Regions from separate parts of the Mus musculus genome. Here regions 1 and 3 are each linked to region 2. Evidence: chromatin loops called from intact Hi-C (ENCODE). Cell type or tissue: heart. All regions are shown on one strand. Each heading gives the region's core, and the rest is flanking DNA. Links, peaks and the distances in the headings are about the cores only. Region 1 overlaps Ift74 (intraflagellar transport 74). Region 2 overlaps Tek (TEK receptor tyrosine kinase). Region 3 overlaps Tek (TEK receptor tyrosine kinase).

The links. Peaks named below come from ENCODE experiments on the same cell type or tissue, not always from the same donor. Only the 100,000 strongest peaks of a DNase experiment are listed, where the experiment ranks them.
Region 1: it touches region 2 in a loop (4-fold over the local background); 4 of 42 quality-filtered maps call a loop at or near these places.
Region 3: a loop joins it to region 2, with 5 times the contacts of the local background. A loop is called at or near these places in 7 of 42 quality-filtered maps.

Annotation. Positions count from the first base shown.
Region 1 is chr4:94,676,543-94,686,723 of GRCm38, reverse strand. Ift74 (intraflagellar transport 74) reads right to left here. Exons shown (of 20, transcript NM_026319.3): 14 at 8,406-8,459; 15 at 7,447-7,544; 16 at 6,664-6,790; 17 at 939-1,102. Among named protein-coding and RNA genes, the nearest start is that of Mir872, 16 kb to the right of the region's middle. In heart, for the core only: no CTCF peak of the experiment used is centred there; no DNase peak of the experiment used is centred there.
Region 2 is chr4:94,742,950-94,753,130 of GRCm38, reverse strand. The region is part of intron 1 of Tek (TEK receptor tyrosine kinase); the gene reads right to left. Among named protein-coding and RNA genes, the nearest start is that of Tek, 8.8 kb to the right of the region's middle. In heart, for the core only: no CTCF peak of the experiment used is centred there; DNase peaks (open chromatin) are centred at 6,440 and 7,220; H3K4me3 peaks cover 326 bases; H3K27ac peaks cover 547 bases.
Region 3 is chr4:94,822,549-94,832,729 of GRCm38, reverse strand. It overlaps Tek (TEK receptor tyrosine kinase), which reads right to left. Exons shown (of 23, transcript NM_001290549.1): 9 at 5,330-5,474; 10 at 4,905-5,060; 11 at 2,712-2,846. Among named protein-coding and RNA genes, the nearest start is that of Tek, 88 kb to the right of the region's middle. In heart, for the core only: a CTCF peak has its summit at 5,089; no DNase peak of the experiment used is centred there.

The DNA.
Region 1 (10,181 bases), core at 4,697-7,196, 66 kb after region 2:
TTTGTAAAGTTCTACCAGACTTTAATCACTTTAAGACTTATTTACAAAAATATCTTTTGAATAATAAGCTGTATAAAACTAACTATATTAACAATGCAATAAATACTTCCATGTCTGTACTGACTCCCAAAAGTTTAGGATTACATTTCAAAATAGAATGGAGACACTAATGAGTCTGCAGAGAAGACCTATCACCCACATCAGGACTTGGCACAGGTCACAGGTTACAATGCTATCAGGGAGCAACATATACTTTGCCTTGAAATTTCTGCCTTCTCTTAAAACCTCTAAGTCTCTTTAAATTCCAACTATACATATAACAAATTTCATTACTTCTTTTTAGCTTGTATGTCAAACAATATACTAAAAGTAGTAAGTCATATAAAGTACATATGAACTAAGGTTAATCAAGGAAAAACAACTGGGGGCTGCAGCTTGCTTGGTAGGGGGCTTATCTAGCATATGAGGCTCTAGTTTGTCTCCAAGTAAACCATGCATAGTAGCTGCATAACCCTATAATCCCAGGATTCAGAGATGAGGCAGAAAGACCAGATGTGCAAAGGCTCCCAAACTTCAGAGCAGGTTTGAAGTGAACTACTTGAGGGCCTGTCTTAAAAAAGAAGAATAAGAAGGAGGAGGGAGGAGGAGAAGGAGGAGGAAAAGAGGAGGAAGGGAGGAAAGTAAGGGAAGGGAAGGGAAGGGAAGGGAAGGGAAGGGAAGGGAAGGGAAGGGAAGGGGAGGGGAGGGGAGGGGAGGGGAGGGGAAGGGGAGGGGAAGGGAAGGGGAGGGAGATGGGAGGGAAGGGGAGGGGAAGTGAAGGGAGGGAAGAAAAAAGAGGAAGGAAGGAAGGAAGGAAGGAAGGAAGGAAGGAAGAAAGGAAGGAAGGAAGGAAGGAAACATTTGGGTGATAATTTTAAAAGGTTTTGTTAAACATTTACCTTCTTCTTTTCTTCAGCTGATGATTTTAAAGCTGCCAGGTCACTGTATGTCTCCAGGTCAGCAGTCATTTGCTTAATTTTGTTTTTCAGAGACTGTTGCTCTTCTGTCATCTTACTTTCCAGAAGTTCCATTTTCTGTAGATCCAGCTGCAGACGCTGACTGTCTGAAGCACAAGAATTTAAGGCAACAATTAAAATTCTATACTTTCATATGACTAGTTTTAGGTTTTTAGAGCTTCTGATCACAACATTTTAGTTACTTGACCAATATACAATTTATTGTATATATTTCTTAAGGACATCCTGCTTAGCAAATATTTATCACTGTTAATAACTAATGCACAGTGAATAGCACTGCACTTTATTTGTGAATGGAGCATATTTAATGTGCATTTTCTTCTTAAGGTACATAATAAACATCGTGTCTTAGGGTGCACACTAGACAGCATATTAGCACTTTGAATGCCAAACATTTTAAATTGCATGATTAGGAGTGATGGAGAGGAGAGAATGAAGGGTTAGGGAGAAGTATAGGACATAGTACTAAACACCCAGGAAAATATTGACCTCTTACAATATAATTGAACAACTGAGGTCAGTGCTCCAGAGAAAACAATGTATAACTTTGAAGACAAGAACAGAAATTCATGTTGGGCAGTAGTGGCGCATACCTTTAATCCCTGCACTTGGGAAGCAGAGGCAAGCGGATTTCTGAGTTCAAGGCCAGCCTGGTTTACAGAGTGAGTTCCAGGATATCTAGGGCTACACAGAGAAACCCTGGCTCGAAAGAAAGAAAGAGAGAGAGAGAGAGAGAGAGAGAGAGAGAGAGAGAGAGAGGAAGGAAGGAAGGAAGGAAGGAAGGAAGGAAGGAAGGACAAAAAAAACCCAGAAATTCCATAACTGGATATTTATTCCACTTAGTATTCATTTTAAACAAATATGACTATGAGTAAGGAAAACAGTGCTTTTAAAAAGTCACTGGTTTTAAAGGGGCATTGTAGGTTAGATGGCTCAATAGATAAAGTGCTTACAGCATAAGAATTTAGGAGCTAGAGAAAGCACCCAAGGAGCTAAAGGGATCTGCAACCCTATAGGTGGAACAACATTATGAACTAACCAGTACCCCGGAGCTCTTGACTCTAGCTGCATATGTATCAAAAGATGGCCTAGTCGGCCATCACTGGAAAGAGAGGCCCATTGGACACACAAACTGTATATGCCCCAGTACAGGGGAACGCCAGGGCCAAAAAAATGGGAATGGGTGGGTAGGGAAGTGGGGGGGGGGTATGGGGGACTTTTGGGGTAGCATTGGAAATGTAATTGAGGAAAATATGTAATAAAAAATATTTAAAAAAAAGAATTTGGATCTTCTGAATCCACAAAAATGTTGGGTAAGCTTGGCAGTCTACTATAATCCAAGCACGGAGGAGGCAGAGACAGGGAATCCCAGAATAAACTGGCTACCTAGATGATCCATATTCAGGGTTACTGACCAACCTTGTCTCATTAAAGTAGAGAGGGATTGAGGAAGATCCCTTACATCAGCTTTGGGCCCCCATATGCACACATGTGTACCCATACCCATGTAAACATACATACAAACATACAAAAATGATTTTTAAAAGGAGTTGCCATACAACCAAATACTTTAAAGTTGATATAATTAAGCTAGCATTCCTTAAACGTTTCATTTACTCCTTTCAGAATTTTAAACTTAAGCATATTGAAATACATATGTACACATATATCTCAATATATGCGCAACAAGATTTAAATGTTATCATAGTGTCGAGTTCAAGCTAGGTAGTACATGCTTATCCTGACATCCAGAGGCTGGAGCAGGAGGGCGCTGAGTTCAAGGCCAGATGGCAAATATAGTAAGACAATCTCAGAAATAAAACCAAAACCATAAAATGCTCCATTTGGATGCCTGTCTTCACTAAGGTTACAAACAGTTATGAGAATAAAGTACTAAGCATGTTACCAAGGTCTATTATAGCACTTCAATAATATAGATAGGAAACATGCTTAGCTCACTGAAGCAAGCAGTTACATAAATTTAACTTCAAATGTAATTTGGATGTGTACTCAGAAAATACATTTAAGAATTATAGAAACTGATTTTTTTTTTCCAGAGAAAAGGAGCAAATGCTTGGTTGGTATAGAGTAAGGTTTATCTCCCTTCCCCATCAGGTCCTTATGAAAAGCTGAAAGCTTCCCAAGGGAAGAGACAGGAAGAGGAAGCAGTCCAGTTCCTTCTGATATGCTATGAAGTCGCGAAGTTTACTAAGCAGTGTGTGCAGGGCAGCTCAATCTCAGGAGGAGCCACTTTGACCTGGGGAAATGTTTCTGAAACATTCTGCCATCAGCACATTTGTTTACTCCCCAGAGTTTCCTTTCTAAAAATATAAATAAAAACTACGGCTAGCATCATTTCTTGCCTCTACCCTGCAGTACAGTGCTTCTCGACGTGTTTCTATGGTGGATCCGGAGGAACCCTTGTGGCATTGCTTCTTTTTCCTCATCACAATCATCTCACTCACTTGGTGTAACTTCTTTCACCTTTTCTCTAAGAAGTAATGTTGCCCCTAAGAGCAAGAGTGCTCCATTAAGAAACAGTGGAAAAGTCAGGTGGGTTCCAGTAATGATCTCAAAGATGGAAAGGGAGCAGTTCACAGACGGGTACTATAACATATATATCTCAGGACGGGTACTATAACATATATATCTCAGGATGGGTACTATAACATACATATCTCAGAACACACAGACGGGTACTATAACATACATATCTCAGGACACAAAGACGGGTACTATAACATACATATCTCAGGACAGTCAACAAGATCATCAGAAACCTCTGGTGATTTTCAGAGAAAAGAAATGTTGTTAACTGTGGGCAATGATATAAAGACAAGAAAGAATAAAAAAACAAACTATAGTCTTAAATAAACAAAAGAACCCATAGATGAAATAAACTATAAAGGCAGAATTCAAATGTTAATAACATTTCCAGAAAAAGAAAAACTTTACTTTAGTGACAGACTGTATTTTTCACCTCTATAAAAGTCAGTTCTCATTCTTTTGCAAATCTACAAGTGCAGCGAGCACAGTTACAAGTTTTTAAAAGGAAATATAAACACAAAGCATAAAGGTATGTAAGAAACACAGAGTCCTAATCACTGACTTTGTTTCCTGGTATTTATATTTGCCTTTAAAAATGTTTTTCAATGGCTGTTGCACCAAGATAACTTAAAGAAGGAAAAAGCTTGTTGAATTAACATCGACCTTAGATAAGTGACTATTATAGATGAATTAATATAATTTCTTAGTCTACACAGAAGAGGAAAGGTTTTTAAATGTTCAAACTAGCACAAGAACCTAAAATTAGCAATTTGAAGATATTTGCAGACTAATGGTTTTTATAGAATTATGCACATCATTAACAGAGATGCAATCTAAGTATTGATGAGTAGATAAAATAGCTACTGTGATAAGCAAAATAAGCCAGTCCCAACATTATGACCACATTTCTATGTGGTTTTCTTAAGAGGCAAATTCAAGAAGCAGAAGTAGAATTGTGATAGCCACGAGTTAGCACAGAGGGAACAAGGAGCTGCTCAGTGATAACATTGCAGAGCTCTGCTGCACAACCCATGCAATTCCAGCCTACACAGCTTAACCTGATTAAGACAGATCATCAAGAAAATAAAAAGCAAGCACTGCTGGAGGGAATGTAAACTGCTGAACATCCATGGGGAGGATTCTCAAAAGACTTAGCATTATACCTGAAAGACTGAGTCAACAGCCACAGAGGTACTGCACATCTGTATTTACTGCTGTACCAAGTACAACAACTAAGAAACAGAACCAGCCTGATGCCCATCAACAGATGGAGAAAAAAGAAAATGTGATGTATTTTCACAATGGACTTTTAATCAGCCATCAAGAATGAGACCCTACATCTGCAGGAATATGCATGCTACCAGAGATCATTAGGTTTCACAAAACAAGCCAGATTCAGAGAGACAAATACCACATTTACTCTGTTGAATGCCAAGCTTACATCTATGTGTACATATAGGTCCTAAAAGGGTAAAGGGAACAATGAGGGGCAGGAGGTGAGGGAGGCAGACAGGAAAGAGAGAAAAATGGGATGCATGTGTCATGAGAGAAGGGGTATTTGGGGTGAGGAAGAGTACCAACAAAGTGGGTCAGAGGGCACTGGAGTTAATAAAAAAGTGTGTGTGTGTTCATCTTTTTCAGCCACTTGCCACTTTTTTTTGTTTGTTTGTTTTGTTTTGAAACAGGGTTTATCACTGAAGCTGGACTTGGCAAGGCAGAATGGCTTGTCTTTAACTGCATGTTTGTATGCCTCTACCACCTTAGGACTGGGATTACAAGCATGTCACCATGCCCAGCTTCAGTGTGGGCGGAAGGGATCCAAAGTCCCTTATGCTTGCAAGCACTTTACTGACTTAAGCCATCTCCCCAGCGTGAACCCTAAAGTATTGTAAGTTAGCAAACATGAAGTTCCTTTTCTCTAAACTCAAGTAAATCCAAGTAGACCAAAAAGCAAACTGAGTCACCCCACACCATAAAAACCACCCAGAATCTGTCAGTACAGAGACCCAAGATTCCATGTGAATTTTTAAACTTTTGATCTAATCTTAACCTATGTCATTTGACATGTACATCTTTTGATCACTTGATACAGGTTTAATGTACAACTAAAATTTCTTTTATAGAATACAGATTAGCCTATCAATTTCTGGGTTACATTACTTAATAAAATTAAAATTCATCTGCCATTCAGTTTTTAAAGTATGACATCAAAATAATTACAATTAAGCATGTATGCTTAGTTGCATGCCATTTTCCTTGGTCAGTCTGTGCTAGTGAGCACAGCTAAAACTATTGCAACATCACTGGCTCTCAGGTACTCTTCTAATTATTAACGACTGACCTGTTATGTGACCACGATTAATTTCCACACTCATGTCTATAAAATCATTTCTTCACTGCCTTACAATCCTTCTATGAGGATGAAAGTTCCTTGAGGAAACAGATCTGACTTTTTTTCCAAAGAAAAACTTTGAATACTGAGAACATCTCTCCCTGACCAAACTCTAGTCAGTCTCTGAACTCTTTTCCTTTAAGCCTCACTGTAAGAGATGACTGCTTAACCTCGTAATCACATTGCCTACTGGAAGCTATGGCTGTGGCTACTACCAAGCACTGTGAGAACATCACACTAAATGTCTTTACCTTGTAAAAAGACTAAACTTCAAAATCCGAAACTGAATTCCAAGTTCTGCATGCCACTTTGTACCACTGTAAAGCTAGAAAACTTACAGACCATGGCCTGGGAATGTAGACTGGTAGTAGAGCAGCTTGCTAGCACCACACATGCATATACAAAATGGTATGTGAAACCTTCATAAGCTAGGAATGGTCTGTATTCAATTAGTACAGTTAAATGAATGAGGATATGCCAATGTCATACTAGTAAGCTCCTGGGTGATGTCATATGGAACTCTCAAATTGCCAATGATGGGGTAACAGGCACCCATCAATTAGATCCTTCCTTATAAGACTTTCAAAAGAACTCAAAAAAGAATGAAGATGAGTTTTTGAGGTTCCAATTTGTTATTAAAAAAAGAAAAAAAAGAAACAAAACAAAACAAAACAAAACAGAATAGAAAGTCTTGGCTACTATTCTCACCTGAGGTCAAATTCCTAGCTGTTGTCTGTGACTTCTGCATCTCAGTTGATTTAAAGCTGAGGTCATCCTGCATCATCTTCAGCTCTTGGTTGGTGATGGAGGATATCTGCTTCATACGATTTATATTCTGTGTGTGCAGAGAAATAAACAGAAGATTTAGTTTTCCTATAAAACCACCATAAAACACAGAGGAGGTGAGACTTTGAACAGTTATTCAATTTTGATGTTTTATAGGATGCAGTAGGCTTCAGTCATGTTCTCACTTGCAGTATTAAACTGTAGACAGATTACCTACAGAATCTGAGAACTATGCAGACTTAGAACACTGAAAACACTGAAAGGCGGCATCTATTTTCCTTCTTAGTATAATACATAGTAGATACTCATAAACACTTTCTAAAAACTTAAAATGTTCATTAGGTATATCTACAAAAACCATTTACTATATAGATTACAATGTAAAACTAACAGCTTCTAAACTAATGTCTAGGTTTTAGAACTCTATTAGTAAATTCAGATACATTATCAATGGAAGGAAACCTTACATTTTATTCTAATCACAGCTTCATGTACTGCTTTACACTGATCATGTACATCCCATCCTTTCCCACATTAGTCTACTTAACTAAAATTTTCCTACAGAGATAAACACACTAATAGCTTGAAGAAACAAGAAGGGAATTTAAAGGACACAGTTTAAGTGGGCAAATATAACACTGAGACTTCCACTTTCCATACTGCTATTCAGAAAGTCAGACTACTGAGATGGCACAGAGCACTTACCCGACTGCAATGCTCTAACAGTGTGATGATGCTGGCTTCTATCTGTGCCTTCCGCTCTAGTTCCTGATTCTTCGTTTCCTCAAAAGTCTCTATAAAAGCTGCCGATTGGAAACATGGTAAGACAGACTATTGTTGATAGACTTAGTGCTAAATAAACCAGACTATTTTTTGAAAATTTTAAGTAAATATAAAATTTAAGCTATTAACCTACTCTACTTTCAAATACTTAAAAGTCTTTTATGACTCTGATATAAGTAAACGAGTTATATAGGCTCAAACGAAATAACTGATCCCATAAAGATCAGAAAAAGTACCTTCTTGACACAGCTATAATTATTAATACTTATAGTTGGCCACTGTTTTTATTTCTGAAATTAGTATTACTAAATGCCTATTTTATCTAAAAATGCCATTTTATTAAATTAATCAAATAATGGCTTAATTACAAAATGAATTTCATCATTTCTTTAGATGGTAAATATCTATTCTAAGAAATTACCCATTTGTATGATCTATAACTCATATACACTTTTGCTCTTATTTGCACTCTTTAATTATTCCACTAGAACTTCCAAAATTAAAAATAAGTAGTTAAAATTTTACTATTAGTAAGAGAATAGCATCAAAATTACATGCATTCTCTAATGTATTTCCATTATAATTTTTCTACCAATTCTTTTCTGGTAGCTCAATAGTGTAGCATATATTTTCTACTTTAAAAAAAACCACTTATGTGTAGCAATATAATTTGTATGTTATATGACACTATAATAGATAATGATTTGATAACATTTCAAACAGGAGAAAAGAAAGAAGATTTTCAGGTTACAGAACCCATTCACTCAGAATCAAAATTTTAAAATAGTATTTTTTCAAAGTGGTTCAATGTGGCAAACTTCTTGCATGCCTTGTACAAATGAATAGCAATCTAATATTTACTTTATAAGATCATCACTTACCATCCATATTTTCCTCCCTTTTTTTAAGCTCCTTGTATTTTTGATTCATTTCACCTATAAGAAATGCAAAACGTTAATTTTTAAAATTCTAATCATAATATTCTAATGTAGAAGTATTTTGGGGGTTCTCTTTATGCCATTAAGTCACTGAATATTTGATAGTGTCTGGTAGAATTTTAATATGGAGAAATTTACTTGGCTTTACTTTAAGACTCCTTTAAACCACTATTTGTGGCTAAAACACATAGGAAAAACATTCTCCTGACTGGAACAAACTTACAGGCTTTCCACTCCAAATCTGAAGCTATTCAGCCTATACATGAACACTACCCGTGATAGGAAAGAGAATTCCCCAGGCAAGTCTACCCCATCTTTGAATAACTTGCAGCAAGCACAACAGCAGCATTTCTTACCTCACAAAGCTTAGAATCTAGGAATATAATATGTTACATGTTAAATTCATATGAAAAGGATAGAAGTGTACAAATAAGCTAATTCAAGTAATGTAGAAAAAATTTCCTGAATATTCATGCTACATTATAAAGAATCAATAGGAGTTACTTATATATGAAAAAAAATGTCAAAACATTTTCCAGTAATTAGGATGGAAGTTAGTAAATTTTCACCTCCGGTATCAAGAACCAGAGTGAATGGACTGTGATAAAAAGAAAAACTGAAACTGAGGATAAATCTCAAGATTCCTAGGCAACTTGAAAAGATAGCTGCATTAGCTGCAAAGGGGCCATGGTGATAAAGACAGTGCATACAGAAATGTTGAACATACTGAGTTTAATGAATATGAAAGTCATGTCTAAACAGACAAAAATCCAAAGCTAGGAAGGACATCTGACCCAGTGGCCCCACAAAGGAGCCATCATTAGTTATGGTGGACTGTGATCACCGTGATAATGGGGTTTCACCATAGCAAACACTGAGCTATGGAAGTACAGAGACGTTCTCAATCTAAGATGCTGCAACTCCATGTACCTAGGGTATCAAGTAAAGAAAGCATACATATATGAGCTTGCTTCAACCCAGTTTCTTCAGGCCAATCAATCAGTCCCTCACTTCCTAGAAAGACTAAGCATGGAAAAAGATGGAAGGAATAAAGGCTAGGGGATTCCTAGTTAAAATCTGGCATTAAAAAGGACTTTTAAGAACAATAGCTAATAGGAGTGGAACAGGAGAAGAACAGCAGTCCAGACACCAGAACTCCAATAATCTGTGTTCTGTATTTTCCTATATGGTAGAGAACGTTTCACAGATCCGATTAAAGCATTAATAAATGTGGGCAAACAGTAGTGGTCAAGTCCCAGCAGGGAAGCATGGGAACACTGACTTGTGCTTGTGCATATGTATCATGTATAATATTGATTATTTCTACTCATCTTACAAGTGTATGTCTCACTTAGGAACAGTTAGATCATATGTAGACATATGACCTCAAATATTCAGATCACGTGATGGTAAATATCCAAATAGCAGCAGCAAACTGAGGAACCTCTGAACCTGCTGAGGCCTAGCTTACTAAAAAAGTCCTAGCTCCCTGAGCTGGCCACTCTTGAGACTAGTTAAGGCATTAAGGGATTACAGGGAAGGTCTGCATTTTAGGCTACTTAACAACTTCCCACTGTATCTTTCTTTCTCTAAACGAAGGAGAATCTCCTACACATGCATTCTGTTCATAGCTCATCTTTTCCTTTTCCTGCTCCAGAGATACTTCAGGGAGGCTTTCTCTTCTACTCCAGTAAGACTATTCCCAAGGAGATTTGGTGA
Region 2 (10,181 bases), core at 4,937-7,436:
TCTGTAGACCAGGCTGGCCTCGAACTCAGAAATCCACCTGCCTCCGCCTTCCAAGTGCTGCCACTACGCCCTGCGTTGGATACAGATTCTTACAGACAGGAGCTCCGAGGAAAATTTAACCTCATTGTACAGACAGGAAATAAGGACAGCTAATAGTTTTAAATGTTTGTTATTAATCTGTATTTTTCTAGGCATTGGTCATGCTTCATTTCACACCTTGTTATAGTGGGTAACATCATTATCCTTCTTCCACACAAGGACACATGACTCGTCCAAGGTCACGTGCAGATGAATGGCGCTCTGGCTCTCCCCAGAGAAAGCCATCCCTGGGAAAACAGTGACACGGTCAGAGTGGATCCTTCCCTGGCTGGCAACAGCACTGCCTTTTGTTTGCTCCCAGAAGCAGCTGGAGGGACTCAAGCATTACTCATGCTGGAATTAGTCTAGAGCCACTCGGTGGTCAGGCCGTGACAGAGAGAGCTTCTGCAGCTGGAGTCTGTTACTGGCTCCAGTTCCACCCCTCCTGGCAGGTGTTTGAGTTCATTGTAGTGCTGACGTGGTGCTTGAGATGGGCAGAATGGAGGGGCGGGGACGCCAGGCAGATCAGAGCAAGCACAAGCTGGGGGGTAGGGATTTGAGTCTGCGGCTCTGAGGTACTTCTAAGTCAGAGAAAGTGAAATTATAAGTGAATTGTTTTGAGGGCTCTTTAGAAGACTTCCCCCTGGAGTCCTTTTGCTGCTAGTAAAAAGGCTGAAACTCTGCCAATCTGTGGAGTCAAACCTTTCTATGCTACTCTGTGTATGCATGCATGTTAGGTGGATAAAATTATTGACAATGTTAACATCTACTTAATGTCTTCTAAATTCAAGCATTGCTCTATGTGATGACTGTTAGAATTCACTCTCACATTTTTCCCCTCAGAGACCCAGAAGGTAGGTACTAATACGATAAAAACTTTACAGATGAAGTTTCTCGTACTCAAGGCTAACAGCAGGTGCATCGCTTGAATTCTTGGTCCCAACTCTTCAACCATAATTACGTCCCCTTTTTTTTTTTTAGGCATGGTATATATTTCAGGAGTGGTAGTGCTATCCTAAACCAAGTTTTTAAAGGAAATTTCACTTATTTGTCTGTTTCTACTTACCCCTCACTGGTTGATAACACCATTAGAAAAAAAAAAAATTCTCACCATAACCTGCTGGCTCGAGGAGGAGGGAGTATGAGCTGAGCCATCCAAACAGCCCACACTCCACACTGGCAGCAAGAAACAGAGCTGTACCAGCTGCTCCAGCTGCTCCAGCAGAAGCAGAGCCTCCCAGATGTACAAGCACAAGCAGCACAAAACTCAGGTAAGTAACCGTTTCTAGATCAGTCTAGCCACTGATTTGTGAAAGAAGCCTCTTACACAGCGATAACTAACCAACACAAAACTCAAGCAGGACGACTGCGCCAGACTTCCTTTAAGTGATTACATACTTTGCTTTCCAATGAAGACACTTTAGTTCTCAAGAGCTGTATTTCTGTCTCTCTCTTTTGAAAAGGTAGTAAAAAAAAAAAAAAAAAAAAAAAAAGAAGAAGAAGAAGAAGAAGAAGAATTCAAGGATTCCATGATTTTCCAGCAGTTAATAGTTGCTTGAGCAAAGGATTCACACAGCCCTACCTACCATGGAGAGCTAAGGACAGTTCATGGTTGCTGAAGCAAGGAAGAGACATCTTCTCTAATCACATAGCTACTTGTAAGTTGCCTGTGCTCCTATAAATAGATGCTCACCCAGGATCCTGTAAGTGACCTAATTAAAGTCATAGGGTCACAATGCCAGAGTATATGAAAGCAGGAACAAGCCCAAATTCAAAAAGAGATCACTGCGGGTTGGGTGGGGGGACAAGAGGGTGTGGGGCATTGGGCTCTGCACAGACAGGCTGGTCTCTAGTTGAGCTGAGGTCTGAACCCTGGAAATGGTGATAATTCACCTAAATGACACGGTAGGTGGTGTTCCCTTATGCTCCTGCAACTTATGCTTAGGCCCCTGCCTAAGTTACCGCCCCTCACAGCCCCCACAAGAGAAGCATGGTCAGTAGTCAAGCTTCTGACCTTCAGGCTAAACTCCTCCCCAGTTACCTAGCAACAGTAAAGACCCTAAAAAGGGCTGTTCAGCCCCACCTCACTCTCTTACATCTTACTTATCTCCTTCTTACCCCTCACTCTCACCCTCTCTCCCCTCTCTTTGTCTTCTCTCCTTTCTCCTCTCTCTTTGTCTTCTCCTCTCCTCTCCTCTCTCCCTCTTACTCTCTCTTTCTCTCTAGCCTTCTCTCTCTCCCCCATCCCCTCTCTTTCCCCCTGCATTTCTATAATAAAGCTCTTAAACCATAGAATGTCTCTGCTCATCAAGGCCTACTGCTCTTGGAGGATGGGACAGGCTTTCTCCTAATGAGCCATTTCTAATCTCCCTTTAGAAGGCCTTCCTGTGCTCCAGTCAAGATCCGCTGCATGAACTCTCACAGGTGTTGGGAACCTCTTCCCTCATCCCTCTCTCCTATAACCCTGGTGGCTTTAGCAAAGTAGCTCCGGGGTTCCCAGGTAGGGATGCCCCTTGGCCATCCCCTGAAGAGTGGGTCAGAGGCTTGAATGCCCACCCAGGGCTGAGTGGAAAGTGTATGGCAGCTCTCCCATGCCTGACAGACCAGAGAATAGGTAAAACTCTGGCTGGGTGTGGATCTTTTCCTCCCCCCTCTTCCCGAGGGTCCCCTTTTTAGTTCCCAATAAGAGGGTAATGAGAGTAAGCATGAACCATATATAATTTATATACAACCATGAAGCATACCAACCTGGTTGTTGTGCTAAATAATAGAGTATCACTCCCCACCCCCCAAAAAAACCCCACCCATTCCTGTTATGATGCATTCAGAAACCTACAATAATTCCTTGCTTCAGAGGACATGGACAGTATCTGTTATGTAACAGTACCTCCCCACTTCCTTCAGACTCCTGCATGGCCTCCCATCATCCTTAGTCAACGAAGGTAGAGAGAAGGACCTGGATCCTTCTGCCTTATCTTCTAAGCAAGCTCACAGAAAATTATGGAATTGGAACGCTGCCAGGCAGGAAACATCTCTCAGAGAGCGAGATACACTCACCTGGTCTAGCTGCTGAGTTCTCAACCCATGCCCTGCCCAGTCACTACAAATATTTCACAACAGCACCTCATACTCAATCTGTCCAGGCCCTCTCTCCCTATGCTACTACCTCCACCATTTCTCATAGGATCTCCCCTCTCCTGGGCTCATCCTCTCAGGACAGAACCTATGTGTCCTCTTATACCCAAGTCACCCCTTGATGTCCTCTTACTTTCATGGACTTCAGCAGAAGGTTGTGACCATATGACTTTAATGAGGTGGCTTACAGGATCCTAAGAAAGCATCTATTTATAGGAGTACCTGCAACTTACCAGTAGCTACATGATTAGAGAAGAGATTTCTCTTTCTGCCAGGTGTTCCTGGACCTACTTTTTTTCTTTATTTCCAGACAGGCCTGCAACACCTCCATTCTTCTCACGGCCTCCAACTATATCCTAAAGGGCCCCATATAAGCGTCTCCTTCCCATCCAATCTCAAGACAAATTACCTTCTTCTTAGCCTATTTTCCCTAACAAAATGTTTACTCTAACACTTTCTTCATTGTTGTGACAGTAACATCACACTGAGGAACTGAAGAAGTATTTCTTAAACATTTTATCCTCCACTTTAATGCTTTTCTCTCCATCTATACTATCTCCCTCTACTCTTTACATCTACTGATTTTCCAAAAGGTTATTCATCCTTCTCAAATGCCACCCTCTTGGTGAGACCCCTGTCATCTCCCAGAATTGTTCATGGCAACAAACATGTATTTATGGGCTCTTATTAGATAGAGTAGGGATTCTCTTCCAATGTCTGACAGGTGAGGAGGTTACTCCAAGCAGAGGAAGAGAATATTTTATATGCATGGTTGGTTGTGTTTGAACCTTTTCCAATGCCAGGCTTTACCCAAATATATAAGTCGTGTGTGTGTGTGTGTGTGTGTGTGTGTGTGTGTGTGTGTGAGAGAGAGAGAGAGAGAGAGAGAGAGAGGGAAAGAGAGAGAGAGAGAGTCAGGTTTCTATTGCTGTAATAAGCACCATGACCAAAACAACTTGGAGAGGAAAGTGTTTATTTCATCTTACACTTAGAGTCCACTGCTGAGGGAAGTCGGGGCAGGAACTCAAGAGACCATGGAGAGATACTTCTTGGTGGGTTTCTCAGTCTATTTTCTTATAGCACCAGGACCACCTCCCCTGGAGTAGGGCCACCCACAGGGGACTGGGCCCTCCCACATCAAACATTAAATCAACAAAATGTCTCTCAGATTTGCTTATAGGCAAATTTAATGCAGGTATTTTCCCTGTTGAGGTTCCTCTCCCCAGAAAGCTTCAGCTTGTGTCAAGCTGACAAAAACTGACCAACAAAATGCAACTAACACAGAGGCTTAAAGGTAAATATTTAGAAACTGAAAGGAACCCAGCATGAACAGAGCACAGCTCCAACATACGCAGGCCTGAGAGTTCCAACCGGTTGATGCAGTCAGTAGGCAAAGACTGGCAATGAAAGAGATTCAAACACAACCACCATCTCCCTCTTTGATTCTGACCTTGGAGGCCTGAATATGAAAATCGGAGGATGATTAAACAACCTTAGAAGAGTACTAAGAGCTTTTCAGATGCAAGAGTTGGGGACACAAAGAACAGACATGGGGGGGGGGGCAGGGATTAGGAGAAAGAAGTGTCAAGTTGTGAGCAGAGCTATTGTAACACATAAGCATTGAGCATGTGGCATTATGACATAATAACAAGCTTAATCACACTGGAAACAGGCTCTCAAGGGTGTAGAGCTCACTGGTTACATCTCAACCTGCATATATATGTAAGGTCCTACATTCAAACCTCCATGAGTAGAAAAAAAGTGTGGCAGCTTCTGCTTGCTTCGATCAGCTGCCAGTTAGGTAGCAACAAACTTGGGATAAGTAACATAAGGAGGGTAGTTACAAGCAACAAGTCATCTTAGAACCTCTGCTAAGTCAAGACCCAGAGGCAAGAAGAAGTTGGGAATTGGTTGGGGAAAAGTAGGGGGCTCCACCTTGCTGGCTGGCTGAGTCACAAGCAAGGAATTTCCCCACCAGACAACCCAGCTTTTTAACAGAAGCCCAGGAACGCAAAGCTTTAAGCCCTTCTCTTCGTTTTCCTGATACAAAGATGCTCTTTTGCAGTCAAAGCAGCCAGAGTCAGCCCCACACATATATAAACAGATTAGCTCAGGAATGGAGGCCTGCCCTGAACACACCAGCATCAGGCAGTATAAGAGGGTCCATCTTTGTACACAAAGCAGTTAAGACCATCCCATTACTTAAACGCTTATCACATACTGACACTGTAGCAAGTACTGTTAAGCAGTTGTGCTTTAAAAACCCTTGCCCCAAAGCACATGTTGTCCTTGCTTTTGAGGATGCAACCTGAAGTGACCTAGTCTTGTTTTAAAGTTTGTGTGTTTAGGTCATTCTTTGCTTAAATCATGTTTTCCACCATTTCCCCGGAGGCATGCGATCATTCAGAATGCTTCAGTTTCAGAAGACAGAAACCAGGACAAAGCAGTCCAAACAAATAATGAAGTCCATGTAATTACAGGTTACAGGGATGGATCTCTGGTCCCATGGCACTGGACCAGTGTTAAATAACATCTGTGCCTGTTAGAGTTCTCTTCAGCTATCAACCTAGTTCTCTTCCTAAATACCAGCTTCCCTAAGTGGCCAAGAACTCTGACCTTGGGGAAGATCTTACTTCTTACATCTTGTATTAAAAGTCTCAGGCTGATTCTAAACTCTTGTTGGATTTTGCATCATCCTTGTAAAACCGTCTGCTGTCCTTCAATAGAAAAGACATTTTGTGTCCAGTGAACGACAGTCCCATCAGAGTCACAGTGAGAAGGGTTAGCATCGTTTGAATATAGATATGTTAGGACGTTCCAAATAGTTGATGCCTATTTGGGCAAGTAATTTAGCCATGTGAGCCTTGGTTGCCTTGGTACTTAAAAAATGAATAATACCTACTAGACAGGATGCTGAGAGCTATAGTAAAAGACTCAGCACCTAGGTGACTGATCTTTGTTATTCCTGGTACCATTATTGTTTTACTTGGGAGGCTGGTTTTTTTTTTTTTTTTAATTGCTGCTGTTTGTTTGGGAGTTGTTTTTTTATATTGGGATCTGAATTTTAAAACCCATCCCAGATTCCCAGATGTCTGAAGTACTCCTGTCCCTAGGGTGGAGTCCTCTTTGGCCCTGCAGCCAGACGCCTTGTACAGCCCAGGCCTGTGTGCCAAGGTTACGCCGGTTCACCATCTGACGGCCACCGAGCAGTGAGTAGCTCCTAGGCCCCAGCAATGTCAATACTACCTTCCTGACTCCGCCTATTGTATCTAGAGGAAAGTGGCTGCTCATTGTCTTCCAGAGCTCCCCCCAGGAAGCATGATATCACCCTCTAACAAAAGCGGGAAAGCTGACAGATCTGCTGAGATGGGTGTGACCACACACACACACACACACACCTCCCTGATCAAGCCCTGAACAAGAGGCTGTGACAAGCAGAGAGCAAACAGTGGCCACCCACACACCCATCAGCCTCACCAGCTCCTGTGACAGATCCATACATGTTTTCATTTCTATCACTTCCACACCATGACAGCCATGTCCCCATGGGTATTCACTCCCCATCAGCAACAAATGTGCCAAAGAGTAAAGATTCTGCCCATCTGGCAGATTGTGATCTTCAGTCCAGCTTCCACAATCTTGGGGGAAGGAACATGGTCAGACTGCTGGAGGGACATAGCAGGCAGCAAGGTGCTTGCTCATGATCTGAGTTCAATCTCTAAGAGCCACACTGCAGAAGGAGAGAACCAAACTCTGACGTCCATATATACCATGCACACACACACACACACACACACACACACGGCGGTAAATAAACTTTTATAAAATTGGTCTTGGAAGTAGGTATAGAAAGAATCAAGCATGACTCCATCTAAAACAATCCTTCTGTGTTTGTGATGTGAGCTAAGGAAGAGCCTGGCCAGGCTGGTGGGAATTGGGTTATCAGTTTAAAATTCCAGAAATAAGGGTTGCCTTTCCTGGAGGCTGGGAGTGCCGCCAGCTGATCTCCTGGCCCCCTCCCAGATCTGCTTTAGCCAATGCAGCTGCCTGGCTCTCTGTAAAGAATCTCATCTGTAAGCTAATGCTACAGACCTGGAGCCTGTCACCTTGGTGCCTGCATCTTACTCTCCTCCCACTTAAAACTCTTTTTGTGGCTAGTAGCATCAACTGTCTAAAAATCTCAAGAAAGAATACGGATTGGTTTTGCAGTTTCTACCATCCCCTGACTGCTAACTCTTCAAAAAAAAAAAAAAAAAAAAATTCCTTGACTATTAAGATATCTATGTGTCAGTCATTTGCCTAATTACCTTCTTTTGAGTTGCAGATGTCAAAAGCCAAATTTTGCTCAGATTAAATGCAAACTGAACAGGGACACATACAGAGCCATCATTTGCTCTATCCCTGCCCTCCTGCCTTGTTTCCCAGCACTTGGAAGGACTCTGCCTCTATGCAAACCAGAATACTGCTCCCCATCCCCCATTGCCACCTGTCTCTAAGCCAGCATTTTCTTCTAAGACTGTTTCAAACTTCCTGGTCGTCCCTGCAGCCTTCTTGCCAAGAAGGTTGAGAAGCCATACTGGACCTCGAGCCTCCAGTCTGCACCACTTTAACCTGTCCTCCTCATTAATATTACTGTGGTTCCCCCAGAACTTAAATCAGATGTGACATAATAGGACTAACACCCTGCTAAATTGCAACATGCAGAGATCAAAGTACGAGCTATTTAAAATGGTCTCCAAGGCCCTTCCTCTTCTGACCCCAACCTTAATTTAATACTTTTAATCTAACTATGCTCCATTTCCTGCAGTCTTATACTCCCAACTGTCTTTTGGGTTGCTTCCTCTAATGGAAAGTCTTTGCTTTTCTTTTTCTTCTCAGTTTTAACATCATGTAGGCCAGACATGGTAGCTCATGTCTACAGTTCCAGGAGGGGGAGACAGGAGACTCTCAAGTTCACCACCAGCCTAATTACACAGAGTGACAAACCAGCCCAAGGTTTTCAATAAGATCATATCTCAAAAAAAATAGTTCTGCATAATTCATAAATATTTTTGAAAATATTTGTGATCATTTAGGAGCTCTTCAAAAGAAATAATCAACTTGCAAGTTTCCCAATGTCATTTTCTTACTTTTAAATAAGCAAACAGTGAAGTCATTATAGTGGTTAGACTTTCACTTAAATGTTTACCGTACATTTAATTCTAATTTTAATTTTTTATAATGCTGAAGACCAACCCCAGGGCTCTGTAAACTCTAAGCATATATTCTGCTACTGAGCTACGTCCCCAGCCATTGGTTGTTGAAACAGAGTCTCTCTGTGTAGCTCAGGCTAGACTTAATGCCTTATGCAATCCAGTCTGGGTTTGAACTCCTAATCCTCCTGCCTCCACTGCCTAAAGGCTGGTATAAATGGTGTGTGCCTCCAGGAGTTGTGAATTCAGCTCACTAATAGAGTGCTTGCCTAATATGTGTGAAACATTGAATTTGATCCCCAGCAAAGCAAAAACCAAATGGAAATATTTATATACAAAGTAGATGTGTAGTCTCATTTTGTATCACTGGATCTAAGGAATATTTCTGTCATACTTGTAAATGTTTTTATTTTGCATAAATTACAACTGTATCATTTATCACAAAAATCCTACAATTCATCAGCCATTTTTCCTTTAAAAACATGTATTGTCAGGTAAAGAGGGTGAATGGACAATCTTTATTTATATTCTTAGTTTCTAGTACTATACATGACTCAAAGTACATCTCCAATAAGTCACCACTTACTGAAATCAAAGACGTACAAATAACAATATCAAAAAGCATGCAAAAATTCATTAGATGTCTACTGAATAAAACATCTGCATATGTTTTAGGAAATATTCCACAATTAGACCAGGCTGGCCTCGAACTCCTGAGTGCTGGGATTAAAGGCGTGCACCACCATGCCCAGCCTACTCTTTATTTTTGATACCCAAAGAAAGAAATGTTTGTTTTACTTAAAAATTTATCTTTTAAGATAACGATAACTATTATTCTCATTGTATAACAATTCATTCACTATAAATATTACTTCAATGTGGCTTCAACCCTGTCTACAACATTCCTTCCTTCTCCCCCACCAATTGTTCCTTACCACAACTGTTAAACTCTATTCAGGTTTAAACATCACTACAAGTCAAATGCATGCACTGATGAGAATAGAAAATGAATAGCATCCATTGTAAAAGATCTTAAGAATCTAATTGAGTTAATTCTACCTGCCCCAATTCAATAATATATTGGTTGACTGCATAGCATTAGGGGAAAGCCATGAAGAGGAAGTGCTGACTGGGGAAGGTTGCACTGTTATGAGCACAGGCTTCCATTCCTAAGGACCTAGGTTGGATTCCCAACATCTATATAGCAGCTTACAACTATCTATAACTCTGTAAGTCCCAGGGATCCAGTAACCTCTTCTGGTCTCCCCTGGCATCGGGCACACACATGGTACATAGACAGATGCAGCCAAAACACCCACACAAATAAAATGAGCTTTTACATTTTTTAATTTGCTGTTTCCAAAAGGGTAAGATTCCATGAACAAGGGCTGAGACAAAAGGATGTATAGATTTTGATGTGGCCTTGATATGTACCATGACCAGGGATGAACAGATAAAACCTTGAAGGGCTCAACCATGTTGAGATATTGTGGAAAAAGACTACAAGTACTGAGAGCTTTACCTAGATGCTGGGAAAGATAGTGTCACTGCTGCTTTGTACAGATGCTGGTAGCAGATGACTCCTTTAGTTATACTGACTTAACTGAGGGAGTTCTTACTGACTAACATTTGACATGCAGCAGCATCTTTGATCCTTAGAGCAACCCTAAGAACTGAATATTCTCATCCCAAAAGATGAAAGATGAATGTGCTGTGCTTATCCACTTTGGGCTTCAATGTTGTAAACTCCAATTTGTGATTCCTCATCCATGTCTG
Region 3 (10,181 bases), core at 3,846-6,345, 81 kb before region 2:
CTGGCCATGAATAATTTCCATGTGAGTCAGGTTGTGACCTTCCTCTCTTGATCCAGTCCTGACCTATGGGGGCATCCACCGCCTCTGAGTGCAGAGCGATGGCAGAGCAGGTACCCCTTCCCCTCAAATCCCAGAAACTTTTATTCTTTCTGTGGAGTTAATGCTAATTTTTATTGTGATAGGTTGCCATATCTTACTGTAACCCTAGAAGCAATTAGAGAGTTTACAGAGAAATGGAGGTCAGAGTCTACATGCAGTGTAGACAGATAGTGGAAGTATTAAGAAAGTGTGAGATAGCAGGAATCCTGGGACTGTACAAATGAAAGAGGATCTAAGGAGCGGGGTAGGGGGTGGGGTGGGGTGAGAGTCATGCTTGCAAGGACTACAAACCCCAGCATCAGAAAGGCCCAAGAGAGCCATTAAGATAAAGCATCTAGGGACCAAACAACCAAAGCCCAAGAGCTGTAACTTAGCTGCTAGGCATTGGTACTTTAAGCCCTGGGCAATGAACTTCTGTCATAAGGGGCTAGAGCAATAAGAGCTTTGGGACTTAGAGTTCAAGGCTTCTGTGTTTGGAAGCTAGTATAGTTTGGATACAAACTGTCCCCTGAAGAACTCATATACTGAAGACTTGGCTCTTAGAGGGCGGTTCATCTTTAAGACATTCTAGAGAAGCAAAACTTAGGGAGATGATTAACTTATTGGATGTGGGTACTTAGTGGTTGTTTTGGTACCTGGTCCTTTCCTCTATCCTGCTCTTCATGTCTACCATAAAGAGAAGAAGATCCCTTTGCTACAAGCCCCCTCCACCAGTATGTCCTGCCCACACAGACAGAGCTGAAGGACCATGGATCAAACCATCTGAAACCATGAACCAGAGCACACCTTTCCTCCCTAAGTGGTTGTCTTGGGAATTGGTCTAAGTGACGAGGACACCTAAACAGTTGTGACTTGCTACAGAACACACAAGAACTTGCAAGTATAAAACACTCATCAGGAGATAGTAGCAAGGTGACTAAACACACTGAACAACTCAAAGGACAAGAGGAGAATGTTATAAAGGTCACTCTACTATTTCAAAGGAGGGCACTGAGTGGCAGAGAGCTGGAAGCCAGGTTACCATCGAGGAGTCTGCACAAATTGATAACTCCTCTATTTACACAATGCAAGGCCACTGAATACCACCAATAAATCGATAAATATTCTACGAGGCATTACTCATACATGTAAATCAGTACTCCAGAGGCTGAAGCATAAGAATTATGACAGAGGTCAGGGTGAGCTATATTGTGAATTCTGGGTCAGCCTGGACTGTAGAGTAAAGCCTCATCTAAAACAAACAAAAAACAAAAAAAAAAAACAAAAAAAAAACAATAACAACAAATAAAAATAAAAAATAAAAAAATCAACCCACAAAGCCACAAAAACAAAACAAAATAACAAGAAAGGAAGAATGAAAGGGAGAAAGAAAAGAAAGAAAGAAAGAAAGAAAGAAAGAAAGAAAGAAAGAAAGAAAGAGAGAGAGAGAGAGAGAGAGAGAGAGAGGGAGAGAGGGAGGGAGGGAGGGAGAAGAAAGAGAGAGAGAGAAGAAAAGAAGAAAGAAATACAGGAAGGATAGAAAGAAACAGAGAATGATGCTTCTATACATATTATCTAAACCATGTGGACCAAGGCCAGCAGCAGCATTAACCATCTCTGAGGAATGTATTAGAAACCATAATTGTTGAACCATAGCCTTGCTTCAAACCTATTGGGTCAAAGGTTCAGTGCAGATGGGGCTGGAGAGATGGCTCAGGGGTTAAGACCACTGGCTTCTCTTCTAAAGGACCCAGGCTTGATCTCCAGACCCATATGATGGTTCACAACAGGCTATGATTCTAGTCCAAGGGGCTCTGAAGCCCTCTCTGACGTCCACAGACACTGCATGAACGAATTGTGCACACATGCATACATGCAGGAGGTCAGGGGAGTGAGTGACATACACACAAAATAATAAAAAATATTTTAAAAAAATTCTGGGAATAAAGTCCAACAACTTGTTTTAATAAACTCTTCTGGTGGTTCTGATATGTCCAAACCACTGACTTAGCAACAAGAAGGTAAACCCTGTAAGAAATAGCTTCACATAGAAACAGTTGCTGATAGGAAGTACGGCTGGGGGAGGAGGAGGGGTGGAGCTGAGGAGGACTGTTCTTCAGACAAAAGCCTTTCCTTCTATTTGATGTTTGAACTATGGGCACAAATTACTTTGAAAAATAGAAATTATTTTTTAAAAAATAAATAAACTTGAATTTCTGAGGCATATTTGTGGCAGAAGCCTGGAGTGGCCCCATGGAATGGAAACAGGAAGCTGGGGGGTGGGGGGGACTGATATACAGAAGTCAAGGTTCAACACAGTGGCTGCTAAGTAAATCTCAGGGATGTCCTTGCCTTCCTGAAGGCTCATCTGCTTCCTCCCCTGTCCCCCTGAATGGCCACAGTCCCCCTCCCCCAGGGAGACGGACCAGCAGTCCAGCCCAAATAAAGGAACTGTTTGGCTTGAAGTATAGAGTCTTCCTGTCACTTTCCCACCCATTCCACAGCAAAGTCCTTCCACCTCCATCCCCACCCACCCACTCACCCAACACCACCCTTCCTGGTCTTCCTTCCTCTTTCCTCTTCCTCCCCCTCCCACCCAGCTCAGGAATAAATGTCTGTTGGCTTCAACTGACCGATAGACGCTGTTGTAAATCGTCTCACAGGCCCAGGATGCCCTTCTCCACCCTCTCCAGGACGGGCCAGCTGCACACACAGCTCGTAGTCAGTCCGCGGCTCCAAGTAGTTGAGAGTGAAAATCTCATTCGTCACTGGGAAGAGAGAAAGTCCGAAAGCTTCAGCATGCATCCTGTTATGTTCTGTAAACCAGAGTGGCTGCCTTTGCAGTGCAAACTAAATTTTTAAATTTTTAAAAATCAGTGTCTCCGTGAAATAAAGGGGTAATTCCATCTTCAAGGATGTACAGTTTCCAATGTAAGAGAAATTAAGACTTGGAACAGGTATTTCCAGGTTTTGGGTATATGCATTAGCATGTATATTTCTAGGTCTTAGTATATATATTAGCACGTATATTTTTACGTTTTGGTATATACATTAGCATTATATTTTTAGGCCCTGTGTATACATTTCTGCCCTAGCATTTTTGCATTTTCATTTGAAAAATTAATCCTAATAGATCTACCTCATAGGATGCCATACTTGGGGGCTCAATTAACATAATATAAAATGTTTGTTATTTTCATTGTTTTCAGGGACATAAACTGATTACAATCTAGTTGTCTAGAGACAAAAGGCCCAGAGGTTTTTGTTTAATGTTACCAGACAATGGATCTCTAACAGTCAGACTCCCACAGTGCTGGAGTCCCTTAAAAACATGCTCCACCAATAACAGGCATGTGCTTTTCTCTTAAACATTTGTTTTGTCCATCTCTTCATCTCTGTCTTTATAGCTATGGATACTGCAAAGTTTGAGTTCTGACTTACTTTATAAGTTGTTAACTGGCAAAAGAAAAAGAGAACTATGCTTAACAGTGCTTAGATTATTCTTTATTATTAAGGCCATATTGCAAAAAAAAAAGCCCCAACTATTGATATTAAAACAGAAAAGCCAGAAATCAACCTTAGATCCTTGAGATACTAAGTTTGGGCTGTATGTACAATGGAATATGAAGAGTTCGGTAATAGAGAGTGTCACTTTAGTCTGTGTATCTAATTCAGCGGCATTATGAAGTCAGGCCCATTTTTCTTATATTATTTTTAGCTTTGTTTATTTGTTTTTTATGTAGGGGAGCGTGTTTTACCTGTATACATAAATATATAATGTGGGTGCCCGGTGCCCGTGGAGGTCAAAAGAGTAAGTCAGATCCCCTGGGACCAGAGTTTGGACCGATTTGAGCCACCACAGGGATGCTGGAGATTGAAGCCAGGTCCCCTGCACGAGCCAAGCCTCCTTTTCCTTAGTTTTCATAATATTCACAAATGTCTACATACGGTAGAACAAAGGAAAGTCTAGGGGAAATAATTTAGGGAAGCTAGGCATAATTTGATGAAATTGGGAGTAGCAGAATCCACATTGCCCACTAGCAGGGCAAAGGTGGGACTGTCGGCAAGGTGGCCCCTGTAAAAGAGCATGAGCAGTTGACAATGCTCTATTTGTTTTTAACTTACTCTTTAAAACTTATAGTTTTACATTATCACGCAGCAAATACAGCTAATATGTTTTAAGACACATTTACCTTTTTCATGACATTCACAATCTTTTGTCTCAGTTACAGCATTTTTCCTCCGCTGGGAGGGGCTGGCAGCTCTCATCACAATCCCCCCCCCCCCTTCCCTACCCTAAGTGCAATCCTGTCTCCACAGACTAAATTTTTCCAGGGTCAAATTTTTTTTTTTTAAAGTAAAACCCTCTGTGTTAAGTGTCTTCAGAATGAGACAAAGTAAGAAACAAAAGGCGGGGTGGGGTGTGTCTAACACAGAAGAAATAATTGCTCTCAAGATTCAGGCAGATTAAGTACCTCAGCCTTTCCATCATGGCCCTAGACCTTCCTGTTCCTATTGTATAATCATGCTTCCCACCATGGCCAGATGTGGTAGAGTTCTACAATCATGACTGGTAGTTCAGAGACCTGAGAAGAAATGCTACATAGATGGTAGCCCAATGTATGGCTACGTCTGTGTGCCAGAGTGCTCAGTGTTAATAAGCAAGTCATTCCTAGAACTTTCATGGCTTCTGCATGTACCAAAATTTTCTTATGTCCTTCTATTAGCATGGACTGATATATCAGCGTAGGGGACTTTGATATATAGGGAACATCTTTTTTCTGGTACTAGACTTCCAGTTGGTGCCTTTTGCATCCAAACCTTACCTTCAATGTATTTCCAGGCCTGATTGACAGGTTTATAGAAAAGCTTCTTGGATTTGATGGGTCCATCCCCAAAGTAAGGCTCAGAGCTGATATTGATGATAGCAAAGTTATGTCCAGTGTCAATCACATTTGGGGCGTGCAGGGGCTCTGGAAGAACTAAATGCAATTTTAGCGGTTAGAGTCATTCTTGAGCACTAGGGGCGCTATTGTTTAATCTTGTAGCTAGCTCTCCCGAGAGTTTCAATTCAAGCCTGTCTCCCCACAGCTATCCCTGCTTTAAAATGATTCCTTAAAAGAGCCCTCTCGCACAATCCTTCAGTCAGTGCTGATTACATGAAGGCATAAAATCTAAAATTTGTGCCATGACTCAGCAGACCCCCTCACTGCTTCAAGAAAGTGCCCTTGTTATAGTGCAAGAAGCCTACCTTTGACGGAAATGTTGAAAGGCTTTTCCACCATCCCAGCCACTGTGTTCACACTGCAGACCCAGACTCCTGAGTCAGGAGGTAAGACTCGGTTGACAGTGAATATGGCCACTGAGAAACGATCTGTATAGTTGAAGTCATTTGGCTAGAACAGTCAGTCAAACACACAAAAAACTATTAGAATTTCTTGGGGTACTTACACACAAAGGCTCATAACACATACTTCAGCTCATTGTTTAGTAGGAAGTTTTCTAGGAGAGACTGAGGAGCTAAGTACAATGCTAATATAATCACTGGCTTATTTCCAAAGCTATTGTAGCAGCCCTGAAAGTTTGTATTGGACTGGTGCCCTCCCAGATCCTGCTGTTGTATTTCTGTTTGAAAGTGTCAAATAAACACTTACCAGCAAGGAGTTTAATTCTTTTAAAACTGCCCTGGGTAGCATTTTTTCCTTTTTTTGATATGGTAGAATGGAAGGACAAAGTAGCTTCCTGCATATTTGAGGGGCTGTTAGGAACAGGGCAAAGGGAAAAGACACATGGATCTAAAGACACATGGACACTTTTGTCTACTTCCTCAGATACTTAACCTCACCCATCCAGTTGCCTTTTGTGCAAACATGAGGCAGGCAATGCTAAACAGTTATGAGCAGAAGACCAAGATGACAGCTGAATTAGACGTACCAACAATGGTCTCTTCACAGAGCAATAAACCCAAAGAGCTATCCACTCAACAAAATGCCTTTGAGAGAGCTGAGGGAATCAAGTGAGAGAATCCAGTGCTGACTTTTACCATGAAAATAAGAAAAGGTATCCTGTAGAAGGAAGAAGGTAAACTTACTTGGAGTTCCCCCAACTCCAAGGAGCATAGTGTGGAAAGAGATGCCTCCCTTCCGTTGCAGTGTAGAGAGATTAACTCCAAGTCTTAGACCTTATCTAGTATCAGGCATGTCACAGTGAAACTCAGTGTCAGGCAGCACCTCATAGCCTTACCCCACTACACAAGTGTGTACTCTGTAAGATAGATTGTTGAGTCTTTATTGGCTAAGAACTATCTCCATCATGAGACCTTTGGGCCATAGCAAGGAGCAAGATTCCATCAACCAAAGAGCAAAGAAAGAAGCTGAGCATGGGACCTTACCTGGAGCTCAGTGCAAGCATTAGTGACACTAAGCATTAGACGGATCCCAAACACCCATATCCTGAGACCAATGCTCAAGAAAAAAAGCCTCCAGGTACAGAATATCTAAAACTGAATACAAGGAGGAGGGACAGGACAAGAATAAATTAGTAAGAAGCTAAACTGGGAATTTCAATACATATAACACTCTGAAAAGGCCAAATCTATGGGTTATAGGCTTGGAACAAAAATTTCATTTTAAAGGCATAGAATGAATATATATATATATTTTATATATATATATATAAAACATTATAACAGAAAAAAATCCTAGGGCTAGAAAAGGACATGCCAATTCAGATACAGGAGTCATTTAGGTACCACAGAAACAGACCATAAAAGAACCTCCTTGTCTTATTATAATTAGGAACACTAAATACACAGGACAAAGAAAGATTATTGAAAGCAAGAGAGAAACATCATGTCCCATATAAAAAATGGGTCTATTGGTATAACAGCAGATATTCAACTGAAACTTTAAAAGCACCGAGGACTTAAAGTATTTCAAATCCCAAAAGACAACAACCACCAACCCAGAAAACTACACTCAGCAAAGCTATCTATCCTCAAAGAAAATTGAAAACATTTGACAATGAGAAATAGAGTAAAGGAACTTATAACCACTAAGCCAGCTTTACAGAAAATACTTGAATGACTCCTGAATACTCAAGGAATACTGTTGAGAAAACAAACCTATCTACATAGCCATGGGGAAGACTTTAATCCATACTAGAATAATAGCTAATCAAGAGAGAAGAAGAAAACCACCAAACATTATGAAGTCAAGTGAAATGGCATGAATCAATACACACCTTTCAATATTAACTCTGAATATCAATGGTCTCAATTTTCCATTCAAAAGGCATGGGCTAGTAGATGCTATAAAAAGGAAAGCAGGAACCACTTCTTTCTTGCTTACAAGAAATCCATCTCACAACAAAAGACAGACGCTACCTTAATGATTCACCTTACAGCTCTGGAAAAACAAACCAGACTGTAAGTCAGTAGATGCTAAGAAATTATTAAGATCAGAGGAGAAATCAATGAATAGAAACAAAGAACAACAAATGCAGAGAATGAAAAACACAAGAATTGGCTCTTTAAAATGTAAACAAAATAGAGCATCAAATTAACCAAAAGAGAGAACTCAAGAAAATAAAATTAGAGATGAAAGAGGAACCATTACAAAAGACACCAAAAGAAATGAAGAAAAAATTTAGGTCTTTCTTTAAAATACATATTTCACTGTGGATTTTAATAAGAATGGCCCCCATAGGCTCATATATTTGAATGCTTAGCAATCAGGGAGTGGTACTATGTGAGAGGAATTAAGATGTGTGGTCTTATTGGAGGAAGTGTATCATTGGAGGTAGGCTTTGCAGTTTTCAAAGGCCTAAGTCAAAACCAAAGTCTTTCTCTTCCTACTGCCTGTGGACTCCAGTGGAATGTAGACATCCTAGCACCATGTCTTCCTGTGTCCCTCCAAGCTTCCTGTCATAATGAGAATGGACTAAACTTCTAAAACTGTAAGCCAGCTCCAATTACATACTTTTTCTTCATAACAGTTGCTGGGATCATGTTGTTTCTTCACAGCAATAGAACATAAAGACATCCACTAACTTAGAAAATTTTAAAGAAATATATGGCTATTTAGATGCATATAATCTATGAAAATTAAACCAAGATGAAATAGCTTAAACAGACACACAATAAGCATGTCTACTATAGTAATACTATTACTACTACTACTACTACTAATAATAATAAAAAACAGTCTCCCATCTAAAAAAGACCAGGCCCAGATGGATTCACTGGTGAATTTTGCCAAACCTTCAAAGAGTAACTAAGACTGAAGCTTTTCAAAGAGTCCCATAAAATAGACAAGGGAGAACTGTTACCAGATTCTGTTTACCAAGCTAGAACTACTGATACTTCAACCATGTAAAGACACAACAAAACAAAAAAACTATAGATAATAGGCACTAAAGGAGAGTAATTATGCAGCTACCTCTCTAGATATAGAAAACGCCTTTGACACAATCCAACATCTCTTCATTTAGAATAGAAGAAACATACGAAAAAATTTAAATTATCCATAATAAATTGTAGTTGGTATTATATTAAATGAGGGAAAAGCACAAACTATTTCCGTTAGAATTAGGAACAAGACAAGGGTATCCCATTATTACCATTCTTACTCTATATAGAACTAGAAGTCTTAGTCAGGTGTAAAAATTTGTTATACTAAAAACAGTATAAAATATTGGTAAAAGATGTGAAGAGATATCTTGTCTTCATGATTAAGTAGAACAAGCACTGTTAAAATGGTTTATACCACCCAAAGTAAACAATGTACTCTCTATAAAAACACCAGTGAAACTCCTAATATCTAAAACTCTTTATGTTTGAAAAACCCACATAATAATAACAAGACCATAAAGAGTCTGTAGAGATGGCTCCAAAGTTAAAGCATTTATTGCTCCTTCAAACGACGTGGGTTCCATGCCTAGCACTCACAATCACTTGTCGCTCTAGTTCCAGGAGATTTGATACCCTCTTTTGGCCTCTGTGGGTTCCTGTACCTATGCAGTGCACATATACCCATATACACACACAGGATGACACATATATTAATTAATTGACAGCAAAGAAAAACTGAACAAAATCTAAAAGCAAGAGTCATTACAATTTCTGTGTATATTGCAAAACTCTAGTGATTAAAACAGTGTGGCATTGACATGAGATTAAGAAGCACAAAATAAAGAGCTGAGAAGCAGACCCCATGTCTACAGCAAACTAATCTGCAACTAAGGGCTAAAAATAGGAAATGGAACAACGACAGTCTTTTCAGTAAGTGACACCAGGGAAACTGTGTGTTCACAGTCTAGGACTGGACCACAGTCTCACCATACCCTAAATGGGAACTATGGGGAAACACTCAGCACATGGGAATGGAAAAGGAATTTTTAGATAAGGACCATCCACAGTTAAGGTGTGTCTTCTCCATCAAAGACAGCTTATGATGGTGAACTGTGGAGTAAAGGGAAGACTTGTCTATTGCTGGTTGGAAGTACAGACTTGTATAGCACTATGAAAATCAGGGTGATGATTCCTCAGTTAGCTGGGGATAGATCGACTTCAAGATCCAGCTATAAACCCAAAGAATATTTCATCCTACTACAGAGATACTTTCTCATCCATGCTCATTGCTACTGTTTTCACAATAGCCAGAAATTAGAAACTGCCTAGATGTCTCTCAATAGAAGAATGTATAAGGAAAATATGGGACATTTACACAATGAATATTACTCAGCTCTAAAAAAAAATGAAATCATTGAATTTGCAGGTAAATAGATGGAGCTAGATAAAAAAAAATCATTCTGAGAGAGATAACCCAGACCCAAAAACGCTAATGTGGTATATATTCTCTCATTTGTGAATATTAGCTCTTAAAGAAGGCTATAATCCATAAAACCACAGATGTTGGGTAAAGAGGAACGGACTAGAGGGAATGGAAATAGCATATATAGTTATGGGGAGATGGGAAGGGATTGGAATAGGATGATTAAATGGAGAGGGAGAGGAAGGAGGCGGTAGGGTATTGGTAGGGGAACAGCTAAAACTAAGGGCCATTTTAGGGATCACATAGAAGCCTACAACTGTAGAAGCTTAT